Linked DNA regions of Mus musculus: region 1 is linked to region 2. Evidence: chromatin loops called from intact Hi-C (ENCODE). Cell type or tissue: left cerebral cortex. All regions are shown on one strand.

Region 1 (8,000 bases), 450 kb before region 2:
ATTGTCTGAATTTCTTCAGTGATAACATTTTACCTGGGTAATCTGAGCAAACAAAGAAAAGGACCATAAAGTAATAAACCCATAAACCCATACAGTACACACCATATATGTATGTGTGCAAACATGCATATACACATATGCACATTTGTATTTACAAGTTTTATTAAATACTTTCCTGTAGAAAGTTGTTAGGTTTGGGAATCTGTGTTGCTTAGCTGCCTGGGATCTAGGGCATGCTACTTTCAAAGTGGCTCCTACAGTTGTCTCTCAGAGCAAAGTGGATGGAGTGATTTGGCTCTCGATTAGATTACAATAAACTTGTGTGATAAACTATTTAAGGAGTCAGGTAAAAATTGGCCCCTTGGACCTAAAATTGACTTTGATTTACCCAGCGAGGCTTTTCGAATCAAACCCACAAGGGGTTGATTTTAAACCCCATTGTGTCTTTGTTTGTCACTGTTTAGATAGATGGATGGGTGTGGGAGAATATTCTGGGATGGGAGCATCTGAAGGCTGGGCCTGGGTGGAGCAGCTGTCAGAATAGGAGCAGCAGGCAGCAGAGGACTTGGCTGAGCATTTGCATGACTGCTTGCCCAATCTCCTTCTCCCCCAACCTCCATCCCAGTTAGAATGTGAATGAGCATCTTACATCAAGTCCCTCATTTGTGTTGCCCAGCAATCTTTTGCTTAAATTCCTGATCACCTCTTTTCTCAGAGTTGTAACTTCTGATCTGAAAATACCAGATTATATAATACACCAGTCTGCACAAGGATGGAATTCTGTCAGGAGAAAGGGACCCAGTGAAGCACAAATTCTAACAAAACTGGAAATGACTTTTCTAAGAAAAGAGAAGATATTTTTGTGTCAAGCACTTGAAGCTGGTTTTAAATAGACTTTGGATGCAATGTTGCTGGTTCTTTGGGCGCTGTTGATTTATTTCCATGCCTAACCTCACCCAACAAATGTACATCATTGGAGAAAGTTGAAAGAAGCCGGTAAGAATGATCACCGGTGACACTTGCTCGAAGTTTAATGGGTGCCGGTGCTTTCTTACAGAACGGTAGAATAGATGGCAGTATCATATTTTGCAGAAGAGAAGTGGCCCTCCCCACAAAACCTGCCTAAGACCTCACAGTCTCAATCCCCCAAATCTGTAAGTCCCACCTCCATTAAAAAGCTCCCACGAAAGGCTGAAGGGATTATACTAAAAAGAATTAAACTCTAATGGAAAGAGTCCTCTAACCCAATACCTACCCTTCTGTTAAAACCTCTGCTCACTGCCTACAATTCCAGGTCATTCCATTTGCTGTACTCTCAGGGTTCCTCCTTAAACTAAGCACTGATTGTGAACCCCCAACCCTTAGCAAAGACTGACTCTTTCCTCCACAGGGTACTTTCATGGCTTAATGCCCAAAGCCTACTTCCACCCGGAGAAGACTTGATTAAAAAAGCAGGACTGGCAACCCAAGAACATGAGGAATCTCTAGAGAATGGAATCTCACCATCCCTGACACCTTCTCCACCCCAGAACAGTAATCTCACAAACTGTCCTGCCTCTAATCCCACTCACTCTAATACCCATTCCAGCAGCTTTTCGCTGCTACCGAATCAGATACAGTTGCATCCCCACTCTAAACAGTCACAAGAGCGGACAAGCGGCACAGACCCAGTCCCACTAGGAGAAAGGGTTTCCTTGTCACCCCCACCAAAGAAAACAGGTTCTTTACAGTAGTCCTACAGCTCCTAGAAAGAGCGAAATCCGGCTTTCATGCTAGAGTCTGGCCTGGTCGGAACCGCCCACCCCCACCCCACTGCTCGCTCTCTCTCTCTCTCTCTCTCTCTCTCTCTCTCTCTCTCTCTCTCTCTCTCTTTCTCTCTCTCTCTCTCTCACGCACACACACACACACGCACACACACGAGAGAGAGAGAGAGAGAGAGAGAGAGAGAGAGAGAGAGAGAGAGAGAGAGAGAGAGAAAGCGCTTGCTCCCGCTACTACCACCTGTGAAAACAGTCTCTTCTCAACTTTAACATTTAGAAAAGCCGGGAAGTATAGCTACAGGCCTCCAGGAGCTCACCCAGGGTCTTAAAGAAAGTGGCCAGGCATTGAAAGGGAGGGGTAAGTGCACCCCAACTGTGAAGCGCTCCTGGTCGGAACTGGGCCGCCACAGCTCGGGTTTCGATGATTAGGCCCCGCCCACTCCGTCACCCCTCTAGAGCGGAGCTCTGTTCGGGCCACCAAAATAAAAAAAAAAAAAAAAAAGCCCCAAGGCCGAGGGCGCCCAGTCCCAGGTTGGCGAAAAGGGGGCCGCAGCCAATCCTGGAAACCCCATCCCGGAGGCTTCTAGAGGTTGATGGAGAGGAGAGTTAGTCACGTGGAGCCAGCAGCAGGGCTGGGAAGCTAAGTGTTGGGCCCCAAGAGCTGGGAAACAGGTTGCCGCCAAGCCCATCCCCTCCCCCAAGCCAACCGGCTGAGAACCGATTCCCGCCGTGCCCTGGTAGCGAACCCGGTCGCCTCCGGGGTGCACTCCTTCCCTAGCCCCAGCGGCTGGGCCAGAGCCGCTACGGCAACCCAGGCAAAGGCGCCTTCAGCAAGGTCAAGACGCGGCTGGTCGGCACCTGGGGATTTTTCCCCAGCCCTGCACTGGCTTTGCAATCGCATTGTTAAGGATCATGGCAGAGGCAGGAAATCCGAACAGCCCCACAGGTCTGCGCGGGGGAGGATTTATTTTACAGCGCCGAACACACTCAGACAGACCCGGGATTTCAGGGGGGAGGGGATGCGGAGTTTCAGGACACCGGAATGTGGCAAAAACAAAACCCTCCCCACCCATGCACGCTATCATCTGACTTGGGGGAGGGAGTTCAGGGCCACCAAGCCCCAGACTTCAGCGTTCCTCAGGGTTCTTTCTGCTAGGGCTGGGATAGCTTTTCCCTCTACAGGCGAAAAACAAGATTTAAAAACACTCCACTACTGTGGTTCTCTATCAAAGCCCATCAACGTGCGACAGGCTGCGGCAGCGAAGGGAGGCAGCGAGATAGGAGGGAGGGGGGTGGAAAGGAGCGCAGTTGAAACCAAACTGTTTTCAGTCCTGGAGGGAGGCGAGGGAACAGAAGCCATATCAGGCACCCATTCCCATAGCATCCGCATTAGGTATAATAATTTTTTCTGTCCACCCCCGCACCCCATAGAGGCCAGTACTCTACTTCCTAACCCACCACAAACACCCCAAACCTGGGCCTGGATGCCTGGCGTCTCTGGGCATTTCTAAAAGGGACTGGAGGCAGGTTTCTAAACAGGTGAAGGACGCTGGATTTAAAGCCAGGGAGGGGCCAAGAAAAGAGTCTTGGGGCTGCCTAGAACACCGATTTTCCGAAAACTACGTTCCCTGGAAGGCCATCCAACACCCCCCCACACAACACCTCCAACACCTGAATCTCAGGGCTCCACGGACTCAAAGAAATCTGAGTCCTGACCCGTTCTTCTTCACAGGTTAATCTTGGATCTCCACCCACTCAGTCCCTGCTTCGGTAACCGGTTCCTTGGGGACAGAGCTTTAGCACCCAAAGCCCACATCTCAGAAGTGGGCACCTCGGCACAAGGTACCCAGCTCCCCATTCCCCAAGTGGGTCTCCCAGGTACTTACAGTCCCCAAGCAGTAAAACTTTCAGGGTTGTCTTTCAAGAGCCGGGTGCTTGCAATACAGATCTGGGAGATCACTGAGGCAGCTTATATAATTGCCCATGATACTGTTCAGCGAACATCCTCCGAGCACGGCCGTACAGCTCAGCACAGGGACACCCTCTAGCCCCGGCGCTGGGGATCACGAGCATGCCCCACCAGCGCCTCTACAAAGCAGCAGGGTGATCTCCAGGGCTAATCAAACGCCAATAGTGCGCTCAGATGCCCGCAAAACCCGGGCTGACTCTGCGTCCTTATAGCTGCGTTGGTGGCTTACGGTTAACTGCATGTGTACAAACCTTCTCTCCAGGGTTGTGTTGTATGTGCGTGGGGGGTGGAGGAGAGGTGGCGACTGGGTAGGGGACTGGTGCAGGTCTGAGGCGGATTCTACATCTAACCTGAGCAAAACTCTCGTCCACACAGACCCAAGTGCAGAAATCGTCTTAACGTCTCCTGCTGAAAGGGATACCAAATTCCAAAGTTAGAGACCACGCAATTGAATTTCCAGTACTTTCCAACCTGGTTTAGGCGGGGGATGGGGAGGGGGCGGGTAGGGCATAGAAGAAGAGGGCAGTGGCCAGAGAAACCCACCTACGGACCCGCCAAGAGGCATTGACCATTCATAACACCCTTTACCCCCCTCCCCCAATAGTTATTGGGATATTCCTGGGTTAGGTGTGGACACACACACACACTCCGCGACACCACCTTCTTCCGCTTCTCCGATGCAAAGACTGCATTTTTAAATCACTAGGAAAATGACTAAGGAGCTCAGAGATCACATTTCAATACACAGCATATTTCCCGAAGCTGGAGGTGCAAGTAGTCACACACTCACAGCCCTGCACCCCTAGAGAGTCCACCCGGCGCCTGCAGTCCTCAACTCGTTCCGAGACAAACCGAACGAGAAACGACGCGACCGGCGAAGATGGGCAGGAGCCAAGCGGGTGGCAGAGGGCGTGCGGCTTGGGGGTCGCGTCCCCGGGTTACCGGCTCTAACCGCAGCGCGCACCGGGGCCGCTGCAGCCAGCTCTCGCCCCGCAGGGCAGGTTGCAGAGCGGGAGCCCGGCGCCGCCTCGTGGGCTCCTCCAGCGCCCGCCGTGAGTCTGGGGCGGGCGAGTCTGCAGAGGGGCTGCAGGAGACTGGGCCGTGGCAGGGAAGGGGATCCCGGCGTAGCACACGAACCTGGATCGAGCTAACCTCCATCCCACCCGCGGTCCAGAGTCTGGGGCCGGCTCCCACCTCTCCGCTCTCCCCCAACACTGGTTCCCAGGCTCCAGTACGCGGCGGACTCCCGGGGCTGCGGTGGCGGAGGCTCTGGGCTCCAGGCTCCTTGCCTTGTCGGCAACCTGGACGCCCCGCTCTCCTTCTCTTCCTCCCTCCCTCCCCAGTGCGGAGCAGGGAAGCAGGCTAGCATCTCCCGGAGCCCCCAGCAAGCTGCTTGAGCTGCCCGGACCTGCGAATGCAGAGAGGGGCGACAGAACTGGCGAGCCTCCGCCGTGGTCCCCAAGGCGCTTTTTCCGTAGAGCTGATCACGCCGCCTTACCGTGGCTGCAGGCTGCCACCGCCGGGGAAGCGTGGACGAGGACGGCGGGGAGGCGAGGCACCGCGCCGCTGGCTCCGCCGCTCCGCGAGTTGTATTGAGGCACCCAAGACGGAGCAGGTCCCGGTTCTGAGCTCAGCTCCGGTGAGACCAACAATAGCTCCCGCGGGGAGCGGAGCCCCAGCGAGCCTCCAGCCGCGCGCGCACGCCGGGCTCCGGCTCCCGGCCGCTCCCGGCCGGCGTTCCTGCCAGCACTGCTGCCCCACATGTAACAGCTGCAATCCCGAGGCTTCGGGGGGGGGGGGGCTGGGGCGGGGGTGCGCGCGCGGGTGTGTGTGAGTGTGTGTGTTTAATAGCTTCCCTCCTCTTCTTCCCCTCCCTGCCTGCTCGCCTGCCTGCCTTCGTCCCCCTCCCTCGCTCTCTTACACACAGGGCGAGCGAGTGAGCGAGCGAGACACACTCGCGCACACACGCACACACACGCAGGTTACATGAATGGGAGGCGGGAGCCAATCCTACGAGGCCGGCCGAGCGGCGCTTGGAACAGGGCTTCACCACGGCACCGGGGGGCGCCACACAGGTGATGCGCCCCCTTCCCCCGTGCCCACTCGGCCTCCTTTCCGCTCACCCATCTCTGTTGTGTGCCATGCCTTCCCTTATCTCCGTCCTCCCTTTCTCTGAGCTGCTTTCTCCATTTCCTCATCTCATTTTCTTTCTGGAATTCTCTCAAGTGCTTCAGTATTTTTCTCGGATTCCTCTTTGACCCTCCTTTCTCGCTTTCCTCGCAGTCTTTCGAAAACTTTCTCCTTCCCTGCCCCTACTTTTCTCCACTTCCTCCCCTCTTGTTTTTTGTTTTCTTGCCCACCTCCGAGTTGTGTATTAGTATATTGTGTAGCCCGGGCTCTTCTCTCTCATCACACCTCTCTTGGAGTCCTTGGCCCTGCTTCTTGCCTAACCCCTTGAAATACTTTTCCACACCTCCAACACTTTTCCTGGGTTGCTTTCGCCAGAAGTAATTAACAGTTCCTTCCTTGGGAATGCAAGATGCCTTAAAGAAAGGCCTTCTTTCCTGGGACAGCTTCCCCAAAACCATGGTAACCGCTACGGAGTCGTGATGGCAATCATTGGGGGAGAGGAGGGATGACAGTGAATATAGTCCAAGGAATTTCTGTCCTTCATGAGTCTGGATCTTAATTGCCAGCACATTACCAAAGGAAGAACATTTGTCTGTGATGGCGACACCGCTTGAACTCGGAGGCTTTTTGGAGAAACTAAAGAAATTCCCTCCTAAAGCCTGCTTCATGCTCCCTTCCCCTAGCTTCATTTTCCACCTACAAAACAGGTTCTAGCCACCTCCTTAGAGTGAACAATGGACAGAAAGCACTGAGGTGCATAGAAAGTACTCAGAGGTAGTTTCCATCTCCCATCTTCCACTACCTTTATAAGAAGTGTTTCAGGATGGATAGGTGATCAGTACTGATTCCCAGGCCACGTGGAAGGAAAGATTGGCTGTTACAAACAACAACAACAAGAGGGTACTGTGCCTCTGGAGACTCTGTGCAGATCACAAAGTTTATATATAAACTTGGGGTAGTAGGTGTCTCAGTACATCCTTGCTTCTGCATGCAAAAAGGCAAAAATGGGGACGATGTGGGCAGACTGCCTTATAATCAGCCCAATCTATTTTTAAAATCCTCACGATGAGTGAACACTGACCAGCGACAAAGCCTTTGAGACTTACTAAAATGTCAAGCCTTTGGGTGGCATTTATCAACTATGTGTCCTCACTGCAGACATCAAATGCTGGCTACCATCATGAAGGGCAGTCACATTCTGTCCTTCAACGAGTATCTGTTGACCATTTAGTCTTTGGCAGGTGTGTAATGGGGCTCTGGCTGCTTGGGTATGAAGCCAATCATTCCTGCCTTCTGGATTTCAGTGTCCTAGACATATCTCATAAAAACATAATGAGAAAAAAAAGAACACACACGCACACACACACACACACACAGAGAGAGAGAGAGAGAGAGAGAGTTCCGTCAGTGGCACTTACAGACTTTAAAAAACAACAGGTCTGAGGTGGGGGTAAGAAGGGGGTGCTTGAGAGTGAAAACTTTGGAAATCGCCTTCAGCTTCTGCACATTCTTGAGGTGGTAAGGAAACGGACTTGCATTTGAAAGCAGTGGATGTTGATGAGAAATGTGCTATTCAAACAGTCTCAAAGTATTTCCAAACAGGATGCAGATCACTTCAAAGGAGACAATGATAGCTTTAGACCAGAAAATTTTGTCATACTCCTCCTTCATCAAAACATCAGAGTCCACACCACAGGGATAGTGACAGGTACCATGTGCCCCCTGGTGTGGTGCACAGGACATAATGCCATCTCTGTGGTATCTCTACAGCAAATAAGGAACCTGAATCTAACCATTGAGATGTGTCAGACAACTCCAAACTGAGGGTCATTCCATGTAAGTGCTGTGCACTATTCAAGAACAGCAAAGTCCTGACAGAGGGCTCCAGAGTAGTCTCAGATAAAGAAACAGCTTAGTTGTTATGACAATAAATGTGACATGTGAGCCTGACTAGAGCATTAGTGGAGGGATTGGCATAGGTTAAAGAAAATTTAAATTATATAATGATACGTCCATGTTAATTTCTAGTTTGGGTGGTTAGAGAGGAGACTCCTCCCCCTTATTTAAATAAACATGCCACTGAAATGTTTAGAAGTTCAAAAAAGAAAGAAACAGTAGGGCCAATCCTTGCCTTTAGAAAG
Region 2 (8,000 bases):
AGTTCGGAGTGCTGTGTGAAGGAGACTGAACAAGCCAATATATAGAGCCCCATCGTCTCTGTTCCAGCTCCTCCCTCTAGCTTTGTGCCTTGAGTTCCCGTCCAGACTTCCTTGGATGACAGACTATAAAATTGTTTAGAAGCAAATGTTTTTCTCTCCAAGTTGGTTTTTGGCTCTATTGTTTCATCAGAACAATAGAAACCTTCGCTGTTTCTGAGAATGTGAACAAGCCCATCTGTGGGCTGAAGAATCCCAGTCTAGCTGGAGTGATAAGGTTCTGAGGTGAGATGGACAGCTGCTTAGGAGAAGGTATAGAAATCCTGCCATCCTGTCATCTGAGGACTCCCACAGCTTGTTCAGGTGATACAGTGAAAGAGACACAGCTGGTACCTATGAGAACCTGATCCTATGAATGTTCATGTATTCCTTAATTGGTGCAGGGCAAAAGAATTGTAGATGCTGCATTAAAACACAAAAGGTCATGGGGCAGATGCTGGCTATCCCTGAGGTTCTCCCTGGATTAGGGAGACCATCTAGAGCAGTGATTCTCAACCTTCCTATTGTTATGAATCATAATGTAAATATATGATATGCAGGATATTTGATATGTGGCTCCTGTGAAAGGGTTCTTTCATTCCCTCCCCCCAAAGGGGTCATGACCCACAGATTGAAAACCACTAATTTAAAGTGTCCTTGCTACCTGGAGCAATGTGGAATGTGGAAGTTACCTCTGCCACCCCTCTGGCATCTGTCCCCACATCCAGATGTTTATTTGGGAACACACTATGTGCAACTATTCAGGGAAGACTATCCTAGTAGTTAATTCCTTTGATCTTCCCCCCAGCTCTGAATAGCTGCTAATGTTCCTCACAGCTTTTGTCTCTGCACTGATACATAGGCCTGGTGTTCAGGAGCTGTGTGGCTGGGTTCCATGACTTGACCAGAAAACCAAGGCTTGAGTCAAAGGCATCACATTCCTTTCTTAGCACTGATGTCTCTGTGAAGGTGTCATGAGGCTAGATTAAAAGATAGCCATACAGGTTCTTACTCTGAAGAAGTAGTGTACCATCCAGAGAGGAGAAAGATATACAAGTGACACATTGCTGATCACCATTGTCATCATCATAATGTATTCTTATCCAAATTTTACACATAGAAAACTGAAGCCCAGAGAGATTAAGTCATTGTCTCTGTGTCATGGGCTATAAATTAGAAAGCCAATGTCCAGGGGCCATTGGAAGTATACTGCACTGTGGCCTACAGTTGGTAATATGACTTCACCATACTCAATGCTGTCCAGCCTTGTGTCAGTGGTTCTCAGATAGAGTTAATTGATCCTTTTGAGGACATTTCCAGACAATGTCTCATGACATATTTGAATGCCCTGACTGTGGAAGAGGTGCTATTGGAATTTAGTTTGATTGAGAGGTTTGTTTGCTCTATAGGTCACAGAGTACAGGACATTTACTAAAACCAATCCCCAATGTCAAGAGCATTGATCTGGACAAAGGCCCTCTTCTTGTGAATGCTTGTGAATGCCCCTTAAAGCACCCTGTCTTATCAACCTCACATGATGTGGAGTTTCTCTGTGCCTAGCCTAGATGTGGTCATGTAGTGGGGATGTACAAACATTTGTATAATAAAGAGATATGAAAATGGAAAAAGACACGAAATACGCCTACAGTTGTTTGTGTCATGTAATACTGGCCATAATGGATTCGTTCAGATAGAATTGATTTTTAAATCAACCTGCAAAAATAAGCCAGTAATCCGTGTTCCCAGGCTCATGTAGTGAGGGAATGGCAGTGGGCATAAGCACGAGCCCGAGCAGATAGAAAAGATGCATGTAGGCACCTGATGGTGAAGGAGGCTCAGACCTCAGGGCCTCCGTGCAGCAGACAATGGGGCACATTCTGCTTTTCCCATTGGGATTTCACTTCAGTTAACACAGAGAATATAGTGCTGATTTAGGAATAGGTCCCTTCCCACTAGTCTGTATTGCTGTTCCAGGCTGTCTCCTACTTATCATGGATGTTCAAAACTCGAACTAGAGCAAACAGACAACACGCACCAACCAAAGACAAATTAACTCAAGTCCCAGATACATTGTGATGCTATCTATTGTTCAATTATAGTAATGATTTCATCTACATTCGTAGTACCATTATCCCTTCTTTCTCTGTGTGGTTGCTGACTTCTCCTGTAGCTGCTCACTCTGTACTAACGTTGGTGTTTTTCTTTGTCACTTCATCTTCTCTGGGAGAAACAGACAAGATGTTAAATTATGTATTTTTTTAAAAAAGTGCTAACTCGCAGAACGCCTCAGAGACCCATGTCAATATTAAGGTAGGCAACTGAGTTTTGGTAAGTAAAAGCATTTGGTGAAGCAGCCAACATAGGCATCTGCTGGAGATTTGGACTTTGAAGACAGGGCAGCAAGGGCTGTATAAAAGACACATTTTATTTTACAAATAATAAGTACATAATAACCAGATATTTCAGAGGGGAGTCCACAAAATCCAACCCTCTGTGAAATACAAAATGGCTTCGTTCTGGCATCTCAATGTAAGATGCTTTCTGTTACATCCTTGATGGCTCCTTAAAGACATGGGGCCACTCAGAGATGAGGACCACAGATGAGTGGAGCTCATTTTCTTTCTTCTGTCTGGAATCAATTTTCATGTCTAAATCTAGAGGAATGACAGGTGGCATATGACAGCTCCTCTGGTTTTCTCTCCCTAACGAGGCAGAATAACACCTAAGGAGGAAACAGGACTCTGTGAAAGAGCCCTAAGCCATCACCCAACCACTAATAGCTGTTGTTACAGGTAAACGGGAACACTCACTCCTAGGCACGCCATGGTATGCATGAAGGCTCAGTACAATCTGGTTTAGAAAGCAAAACTCTGCTAGGATAAAATTAGATATGTAATATGTAAGAGAGAAAAGGAGTGAAGAATAATTATTTAAAAGAGGTTATGCCCTTTGGTCTTAATATATATAAAATAATGATCATGTTATAATGATTTATACTTATATAGTGCTCACTAGTTCATAACTTATTTAATCCCCTAATATCCCATGTAGTTGCAACTAATATCTATATTTACAGATGGGGAAACTGCAGTTGAGAGACACAGCTGGGTAACACTGCTCTTGTGATCATTTTATGACAGACCATTGTGCCAAGAAGTTGCTCCTATTTCCAAATCTGGAATCTTCATCTCGCCCACCTACAATCTGCCCCACAAAAGTGGAAACTTCACGAGTAAGGAGCAAACACTCTGCTTCACATAAAAGCTAAGGTTCTTTTGACACCTTGGGAAAACTGAGCCAGAGATACACTGAGGGCTCTCATAAGCAGACAACTGAGTTGGAGGGAGGAATTCAGTCACTAGGCTACCCTGCCCTGCTGTGCAGTGGCACTCACGATTCGCTGTGAGAATCAGCTGGTGGCCTGTGTGTATTTGTGTGTTGTGTGTTGTGTATGTGTACTCAGTATTTGCATCTGTGATATGTATTCTTGGTTTACATCTAGAATTATGTAAATTCCCAGATGGAAGTCACATGCCTTTAATTTGTGTCTTGACAGGGGAAGGCAAAACTTTGATCTGAGCCAAACCTTCTACCAGAAGTCTACATAAGGATACAGAGGACAGAAGCTTTGGCTCTTTGCCTAATTGCCCTCTCTTTGTTATTAAGTCTGTTCCTTCAATGGCATCAGAGCCTACTTCTTCCGGATTCTGGTCTATACTCAAGACCAGCTAAGATATCCAGCCTTGTGGAGTGAACACCTACTACCTATTCTTGGACTCTCCGTCCACAGTTGGCTATTGTTGGATTAGGAGGAAGTCATTCTAATAACCCCCCTTTCTATATAAACAGAGAGTCATTTGGTAAGTTCTGTTACTGTAGAGAACCCTGACTAAGCCAGCATGTGTGCACAGATATATGCATGTACTTATTCATGTGGATGGGATGGACGTGCATAGAAGCCAGAGGATGATGTCAAGATATCCCTTTATCTCTCTAGCTTAGATGTTGGACAAGATCTCCCATTTAAAGCTAGATCTCCCTGTCTTAGTCTAGACAACCAGCTTGTGCTTGGGCTTCCCTGTCTCTGGCTTCCAAGGCTGCCATTACAGGAAGCCTGCTGTATCCACCTAACTTTTATGTGGGTCCCAAGGAGAGGAATTTTAGCTCTCAAGATTTTCTAGAAACAATTTTACCTGCTGTGTCACATGCCAGACTCTCCGTCTTACTTTCTTGGAACAGGGTCTCTTCCTGAACTTGGAGCTTTTTAAAAGCCCCCACGATCCACCTGTCTCAGTCTCCCGGTCCTGGGCTTTCAGATGTGTTCAACCATGCCCAGCTTTTACTTGGGTTCTTGCAATCCTCTTAAGTCTTTCTGGTTGTATGACAAGTACTTTACCTACTGAGCTATCTCCCCAGCTCTGGCTTGAGGTTTTCATCTTGAATGGAAATAAGAGAGATACCAGTATCACCATGCTCTATAGCAGTTTCTTTCTTTCTTACCTATTCAAGTTGGAATCACTTTGATAAACATGCTTGTATTTTTATATGAATGGATACACTTGAAATTATATGCTTTTTCTTGGTATCAAATCACGGATCAATATTAGGACTTTGTAACTTATACAAACAGACATAGATATTGGACAGCTCAGCTCAACACTCTTTCAAACTTAGATTGGTTTTTATTATGATTAAAATAGGAAAGCAACTAAATTTAACACCTTTGGTTGCTAATCAAACAAAAGCTGATAAGGCAGTATAGGCTTGTAATCCCACATTAAGTGCTGAGTTCAAAGCTAGACTGGGTCATGTGAGGAGACTTTGGCTCAAAAACAAAACAAGGGAGCTAGTGAGGTGGCCCAGCAGGTAAAGGGTCTTGCTGTCAAGCTCACCTGAACTCAGAACTGGGGAGCCACATGTTGGAAAGAGAAATCTGACTCTCCAAGTTGTCCTCTAACTTCCCCATGTCCTCTGTATATGTCCTTTACTCTCTCCAGAACAATGGTAAATAAATGTGATTAAAAATTAAACAAAACTAAATGAACAAGATAGCTTCTAAATGGAGTAATTTCTAGTACCTTGGTACTTTTAGTTGCTACTATATAGAACAAATTCATCCAAGGTGGCACTATGGGCCCCCTAAAATAGCAGAGGATGGCAAAAATTGAAGTGCATGGAAAGTTTGTAATTTCATCAAGGCTACATGCTTAAAGGTGAGACTAGAACTTGAATCTGATCCTTAAGATCCCATTCTCATTCTCTTGGCATTGCAGAAGACACTGTCTTTGAAATCAGCTAAAGCTGAGATCAAACACCCTCCCGCTCTGCCCAATGACATGGATTTCTGGCAAGAGACTTCTTTTCTACTGGCATTTCCCACTTTATCAATTAATGAAGGATAGGCTCTGCTGCCTTGAAATAATTTCATTGGAGATGCAAATTACATGATTAAGAATGAAGCCAGGAGATGCTGAAGAATCATTTGACAAAATTCAGCATCCCTTCATGTTAAAAGTCTTGGAAAGATCAGGAATTCAAGGCCCATACCTAAACATAGTGAAAGCAATATACAGCACACCAGTAGCCAACATCAAAACTAAGTGGAGAAAAACTTGGAGAAATCCCACTAAAATCAGGGACTAGACAAGACTGCCCACTCTCTCCCTATCTATTCAATATAATACTTGAATTTCGAGCTAGAACAATTGGACAACAAAAGGAGGTCAAAGGGATACAAATTGGGACAGAAAAAAAATCAAACTACCACTATTTTCCGATTACATTATTGTATACCTAAGTGACCCCAAAAATTCCACCAGAGAACTCCTATAGCTGTTAAACAACTTCAGCAAAGTCTCTGGATATAAAATTATCACAAACAAGTCAGTAGCCTTCCTATACTGAAAGGATAAACAGGCTGAGAAAGAAATTAGGGAAATGACACCCTTTACAATATTCACAAACAATATAAAATATCTTGGTGTGACTCTAACCAAGCAAGTGAAAGATCTGTATGACAAGAACTTCAAGTCTCTTAAGAAAGAAATTGAAGAAGATCTCAGAAGTTGAAAGACTCTCCCATGCTCATGGATTGGCAGGATTAATATAGTAAAAATGACCATCTTGCCTAAAGCAATCTATAGTTTCAATGTAATCCCCATCAGAATTCCAACTCAGTTCTTCATGCAGTTTGAAAGAGTAATTCTCAAATTTATTGGGAATAACAAAAAACAAAAACAAAACAACCAGGATAGTGAAAACTTATATCAAGAATAAAAGGACTTCTGGGGGAATCACCATCCCTGATCTCAAGCTGTACTACAGAGTAACAGTGATAAAAAACAAACAAACAAACAAACAAACAAAAACACTGCATGGTATAGGTACAGTGACAGGCAGGTAGATCAATGGAATACAATTGAGGACGCAGAAATGATCCCACGCATGTATGGTCACTTGATCTTTAACAAAGGAGCTAAAACCATCCAGTGGAAAAGGACAGCATTTTCAAAAAATGGTGCTGGTTCAACTGGCAGTGAACATGAAGAAAAAAGCAAATTGATCCATTCTTATCTTCCTGTACAAAGCTCAAGTCCAAATGGATCAAGGACCTCCACATAAAACTAGATACACTGAATCTAATAGAAGAGAAAGGGCCGGAGGAAGGAAAGAGCCTTGAATACATGGGCACAGAGGAAAATTTCCTGAACAGAAATGGCTTATGGTCTAAGGTCAAGAATTGACAAATGGGACCTCATAAAATTGCAAAGCTTCTGTAAGGGAAAGGACACTGTTAATAGGACAAAATGGCCACGAACAGGTTGGGAAAAGATCTTTACCAATCCCAAATCCAATAGAGGGCTAATATCCAATATATACAAAGAACTCAAGAAGTTAGGCTCCAGAGAACCAAATAACCCTATTTAAAAATGATAAACACAGCTGAACAGAGAATTCTCAACTGTGAAAACTGGAACGGCTGAAAAGCACCTAAAGAAATGTTTAACATCCTTAGTCATCAGGAAATGCAAATCAAAACAACCATGAGATTCCACCTCACACCAGTCAGAATGGCTAAGTTCAAAAACTCAGGTGACAGTAGATGCTGGCTAGGATGTGGAGAAAGAAGAATATTCCTCCATTGCTGGTGGGATTGCAAGCTGGTACAAACACTCTGGAAATCAGTTTGGCAGTTCCTCAGAAAACTGTACATATTACTACCTGAGGATCCAGCTATACTATTCCTGGGCATATACCCAGAAGATGCTCCAACATGTAATAAGGACACATGCTCCACTATGCTCATAGCAGCCTTATTTATAATATCTAGAAGCTGGAAACAACCCGGATGTTCCTCAACTGAGGAATAGATACAGAAATGTTGTACATTTACACAATGGAATACTACTCAGCTATTAAAAACAATGACTTCATGAAATTTGCAGGCAAATGGATGAAACTTGAAAATATCATCCTGAGTAAGGTAACTCAGTCACAAAAGAACACACGGTATACACTCACTGATAAGTGGATATTAGCCATCCCTTATACACTCAACAAACCTGGATGCTATTTTGGATGCCCAGAAGTGCTTGCTGATAGGAGCCTTATATGGCTGTCTCTTGAGAGGTTCTGCCAGAGCCTGACAAATACAGAGGTGGATGCACCCAGCCAAACATTGGACTGAGCGCAGCATCCCCGATGGAAGAGTTGGAGAAGGGACCGAAGGAGCTGAAGGGATTTGCATCCTCATGGAGTGAGCAAAAATGTCAACTGGCCAGACCCCCTGGTTCCAGGGGACTGGACCACCAAGCAAAGAGTACACATGGAGGGACCCATGGCTCTGGCTGCATGTGTGGCAGAGGATGGTCTTGTTGGACATCAGTGGGAGCAGAGGCCCTTGGGCCCGAGTGTGTTTGATGCCCCAGTGTAGGAGAATGCCTGGGTGGAAAAAAGGGAGTGGT

What was found. Hi-C counts contacts between places; a loop is a spot of excess contacts. Peaks named below come from ENCODE experiments on the same cell type or tissue, not always from the same donor. Only the 100,000 strongest peaks of a DNase experiment are listed, where the experiment ranks them.
Region 1: a loop joins it to region 2, with 14 times the contacts of the local background. A loop is called at or near these places in 2 of 42 quality-filtered maps.

The regions. Positions count from the first base shown.
Region 1 is chr7:96,207,637-96,215,636 of GRCm38, reverse strand. The region is part of intron 1 of Tenm4 (teneurin transmembrane protein 4); the gene reads right to left. Among named protein-coding and RNA genes, the nearest start is that of Mir708, 38 kb to the left of the region's middle. In left cerebral cortex, CTCF peaks have their summits at 2,909, 4,763 and 5,808 (motif pointing right); DNase peaks (open chromatin) are centred at 5,033, 5,261, 5,661, 6,261 and 9 more places; H3K4me3 peaks cover 4,901 bases; H3K27ac peaks cover 4,654 bases.
Region 2 is chr7:95,762,220-95,770,219 of GRCm38, reverse strand. No RefSeq gene overlaps it. Among named protein-coding and RNA genes, the nearest start is that of Gm39049, 9.2 kb to the left of the region's middle. In left cerebral cortex, no CTCF peak of the experiment used is centred here; DNase peaks (open chromatin) are centred at 762, 2,380, 2,764 and 3,250; H3K27ac peaks cover 994 bases.